Linked DNA regions of Mus musculus: region 1 is linked to region 2. A link is a loop called in an ENCODE intact Hi-C map of the cell type or tissue named here. Cell type or tissue: heart. All regions are shown on one strand.

Evidence for each region. A loop is a pair of places that touch in the nucleus more often than their neighbours do. Peaks named below come from ENCODE experiments on the same cell type or tissue, not always from the same donor. Only the 100,000 strongest peaks of a DNase experiment are listed, where the experiment ranks them.
Region 1: it touches region 2 in a loop (9-fold over the local background); 5 of 42 quality-filtered maps call a loop at or near these places.

Annotation. Positions count from the first base shown.
Region 1 is chr17:49,934,897-49,937,396 of GRCm38, forward strand. No RefSeq gene overlaps it. Among named protein-coding and RNA genes, the nearest start is that of Gm52302, 98 kb to the right of the region's middle. In heart, a CTCF peak has its summit at 1,074 (motif pointing right); a DNase peak (open chromatin) is centred at 1,075; H3K27me3 peaks cover 1,751 bases.
Region 2 is chr17:50,290,453-50,292,952 of GRCm38, forward strand. The region is part of intron 1 of Dazl (deleted in azoospermia-like); the gene reads right to left. Among named protein-coding and RNA genes, the nearest start is that of Dazl, 1.9 kb to the right of the region's middle. In heart, CTCF peaks have their summits at 1,220 (motif pointing right) and 2,461 (motif pointing left); a DNase peak (open chromatin) is centred at 2,389; H3K4me3 peaks cover 730 bases; H3K27ac peaks cover 419 bases.

The DNA.
Region 1 (2,500 bases), 360 kb before region 2:
AATAGACTTGGAATAAAGGATGAGATATTGTGTTAAGTTTTCCTGGGGACACATGAAAAATTCTCTTCAAGTCAGATAGGGCACCAGGGATTAATTGACCAAAGAAACAATCCCACTCACTTCTAGCTGGAGGAACCAAGGGGGTTTATTGGAGTTACTAATAGGAATGTGGATGGTTCAAAGGCAGCGGCATCACTGAAAAGTCCATCCCATTATGGGTGACACCTCACATCCCTAGAGCTCTATTGATGGCTCTCCCCAGCAGTTGTTACTGTGAGATTTAACTTTGGGGACTGGGTTTGTGAATCCTGTGCCCTCCTGAGTTTCCTGAGCCTGGAAGTCTCGGAGCTTTTCTCCTTCCGCCAGGAGGAAGTTTATCTCTTTGGAGAAACTGTCTATACAACAAGAGTGTGGTTGTAGGTATAGCACAGACATGGGAGAGGGGGCAGGGGCCCATCCTCCTCTCTCAAGATCCTGTGGGTCACTGCATCACCTCCCCCAGGACATCACCCAAGCATATAAAGATGGGACCTACCTCCTGAGAAATACACAGGCTGGGAGTTTGTAGGCTCTTCCTTCTTTTCCGTGCCCACCATCATTGCCGTTGGTGAGGGCAGCATGGGACAAGCTGCTGGAACTTTGGAGGTGGCCTTACCCTGAGGGACAATAGTTCCAGTGATTGCATCCCAGAGTGTATGACAGGGTGTGACACCTGTAGCACACCCCAAGCCTCTTACAAGCAGCCTCAGGACACATGGACCTGGCTCTGCACTTCCCCAGACACCAGGGGAGCTGTGTGCATATTCAAGTTTGGGGGCTGATGCACTGGTGGACTTTGGTCATCCCACCTGTCCCTGAAAACTCTCACAGTGCATCAGCATCCCTTGGCCCCTAACACTGTCCTCTGGACCCATTTCCCCTCCAGAGCCAGGGTGATGTGGAGCCTGTCTTAAAAGCATTTAAGACTGTTGTGTGGAAATAGTGTGGACAGAAACCCAGGATCCCTGCAGCCCTGGATTTCAGGAACCAACCCAAAAGCCCTTGCCCTCAGTCTTGCCTGCATGACCCAGGACTTACCACCAGGTGGCAGGCTCACACTGCTGATGACTTAGGCTCCACCACGACTGCCTCTTTCCCCTTCAGGAACCAGCATCGTTATATCCTTGCCTTGTCTTTCCAGCACTCCAATACAAGGCTCACTCTCGAACACCTCCCTAGCATCCCACTTATTCAGACCATCACTTTGTGATCTCAGCGCTTGAGAGGTGGAGACAGGGGGTTAAAAAAACAGGTTACATTAAAAAAAGTTTGAGGCCAGCCTAGATAAAAGCCTGGTTTAAGACAAATAAAACAAAGCAAGAATGGAAAGGGAAATGAGAGGGGGGGAGGGAGGGAGGGAGAGAGATCATATGGCAACCTTCCGTCTTGATTCATTGGTCCATTCATTCCATTCATTCAGCCTGGTACCCACTGGATGCTCAGGGATTGGCATTCCCACCGACAGTGTGGCCCCCACTGTGGCCTCTCATCACCCCCTCCCCCATGACAGGTCTGGAGCCCATTTTAAAGTTAAGCAAACTGGCTCAGAAAGATTAAGCCTTGCCCAAGTTCCCAAAGCCTTGCAGGAGTCAGAGTCCAAGAAGTGGAGCCAGAATGGATAAGAACTCCAGAGCCCAACAGCAACCTGATGTGCCAGCCTTGCTCTGTCTAGTCATCAGGCCTGGCTAGGCAGCAGCTGCCACCTCCAGCATGGAAGTGAAATGACCAGGGTGGCCATGCCCAGAGATGAAGGAGGTGTCCCCTCAAATACCCCTCTCTCCTGCATCAGAGGATGCAACCGGAGCCTGGCTGCCTGCTAGCACTCCATCAGCTGGGCCACCTTATGTAGTGTGGGGTGCACCAATGTGCCCACCAGCTGGGGAGCAGCTAACAGCTGAGGCAGTGGCCACAAACCTGGATGAATCGCTTCCAGCTGGGAAACTGTGGTGGAAATGGAGTTTGGGAGCAGAAGGGAGAGGAATGGGAGGCTGGTGGTGAGGTTGGGGGAGCAAAGCCCAGGACGGGGTCTGTGATCATGTCCATGGTGAGGGTGAGGATGGGAGGAGTCAAAGCCACCCCAAGCTTTTGGCAGGAAACATGAGGGGACACAAGCTGGAGAGGTTGGGCACAAGGGCATCTGTTTCTCACTGTGCTCGACAGAGCCTCAGGCCGATGCTGTGTGTTCCAGGACCCTGCAGGCAAGGAGGCTGGCAGGCCCTGCTGCGCTGCTCTCTGACCTCCAGTCCTTCATGCTGCTGCCTCCACTTCTCTTCTCCCACATGGAAGGCTGGAGCTACGAGGAGAGCTTCTACTTCACCTTTGTCATGCTCAGCACTGTGGGCTTCAGCCATCACATGAGTGGCTAGGGTAGGGGAGCTGGTCGGGTGGGAACTCACCTGCCTGAGAACTCACCACAGGTGACTGACTGGTCTTTCATGGGGGGTGGCTTGGTGGGCCTGGG
Region 2 (2,500 bases):
TATCTTGGCTGACTTTATTAACTGGATGGAATTTTAGTAAACTATTATTATGTCATACCCACTGAAAAATCCACTTATGAAACTGACAATGAATACTGAACACTAAGGGAAAGCTAGTATATGTAACTTGTTTACATGTATGTATACATTGTCAAGAAGCTAAAAATGTCAATTTGTTTTTAAAAGATTAACTTCATACAAATTTTAGAAATGAAAAACTGTCCAATACTTTACTTTTTTGACCTTTTTTGCTTTTATCTGCTTAAGTCCTTATTTGCTATTTTATATTCCTACTTGAGAACTACCTTATTTCTTTAAACAGTAAATCCCCTTTGTGATATTTCATGACAATGAAATGGCAGGCAGCAAAATTATTAAATTTTTCCTTCTTTTACTATGTTACGATTTAAGTTTAATCCTAAATGCAATACTACATATGCTATGCATCTTGGACTATTTAGAACCTGACTAGATTTGATTTACTAATAGAAAATCTACCCATCTCTACTCAATTTCTTATTCAAAAATAAACTCAAAACATAAAACAATAGTTCTGTAATTTTTTTAGGACTCCATTTCTCAATTTACTCTTCTTGTATTGATGACCTTAGGATATATTTTTATTCGATAATCCTTTTTACTGATGTCTGTACCACAATACATGGATGCATTTCAACTTAGAAGTGTAATATTTTACCAGTTAACCAGAATATAAGTTATAATGCACTGACTCTCAGTACTGCAGGGGTACTTATGTCTAGGAACATTTCTGGATGTCAACAGTGAGGTAAATTTCTGGCATCTGGTAGGAAGCCAGGGATATTTCCATAACAAATGATTCCCAAACAATGTGTTACTAGGACCATAACCTGTATAGGGATGTGATGAAAAATCCTGTTATGGTACTTCTAGAACTGAAGAGGAAAATAACTGTTGGGAAGAATTTGCTTTCCATTGTTCAAGATCTTGATTTCCTGCCTTAAAAATTAAGGAAAAAAAAAATCTCAAATGTCTTCTAATTGTATTCTTTATAAAAAAGTAAAATGGACGTTTGAGAAAAGTTTAATAAGGAGGAAAATAAAGCATTAAATATTATAGGATGCTTGATTTGGGCTTAAACTACCTGCTTCATCAGAGTAAATATTAAATCGGTCTCAAAATAATAGTGTATTATGTATTAAAGAAGGCACACCATATCCTAGTCCTTATCCAGTAGGTGGCACTCAAAACCAAGAAAGCAAAGAATCCATTTTAATAAGACCTAATTCCTACTGTATGCTTAATAAGTAAAACACCCACAACTGATAGATGCTTTAGTTACTTTTTAAATATGACCAAAACCACTCTACAACCAAATACTTGTAAGTCAGGTTGATGTTTAAGAAAGTATAATTTTATACTTAAGAGATAGGATCTTATTATGTAACTCTGGCTGTCCTGAAAACTTGCTATGTAGACCAGGCTGGCTTCAAACTCATGCCTCTACTTCTTGAGTACAATTATTTATTTTAAATGACGTCTTATGTTGCCAGAGTTGACCTGAACTTCTAAAGGGCTCCATATGGCCCCCTGCTGTCCCCAATAATTGTAAATTTCCACACACCTAAATGCCCACTACTGACCCTGGTGGGAAAGTATCTTACTCATCAATGGACTATAATAGCATACTGAAAACAAACTGTATTAAATTTAAGACATATTTAATTATACCTCTGAATTAGCTATGAGAAATATTAGAATACCAGCAATGAGCCAGCACACAAAAATTTGCCTATTTTGTACAGTACCATACTTCATTGTATTGGAAAATCCACATATCAAATATAGCTAGAAGCTGAGAATAGTTATTAAAGATTTCAGGATTCACATTTTTGAAATGTAATTAAATCACTATGCTAAGCAAATTCCCATGTATGCTACAAATACTGGCCAATAGATAAAAATCTGCAGTTATCAAATGTTTAACCCTAATGTAGTGAGAAAACGGTCCAATATTGTGCGATTTAAATTATTGTGATAGACAAGTACCTATTTCACATTATAAATGCTTAATTTGAATTCCAACTTAAGTTAACATCGGTCATAAGTAGTATAAATTTCTTCCTTTACCTCTAAAATGGAAAAAAATTTTAAACGAACATGCAACATCTAACGGATTTGTGATTAAATGGCTATCAACGTTTGTTTTCAGTAGCCCAAGCTAGCCTGGCAACGCCTCAGTCAGTCTGCTGGCGGCGGCAGCGGCGATTACAGCAGAGCTGTCCGGTCCCGCTTTCCCCGACCCCCGCCCGGCTCAGGCCTCTGGCTCCTCCCCCAGCCCACGCAAGCCAAGCTCCCGCAAAGCCGCCTCCACCCCACCCACAGTCACCAGGCGACAGGGCCCGCCCTCAGCCTCCCGATAACCACGCCCTCCGGGTCCTTTCCACGCCGCGGCCAAGCCGCCAGGCCGCAGGACCCGGCGCGGCCAGCCTAGGCGCCACCTGGCGGAGGCGCCCGCGCT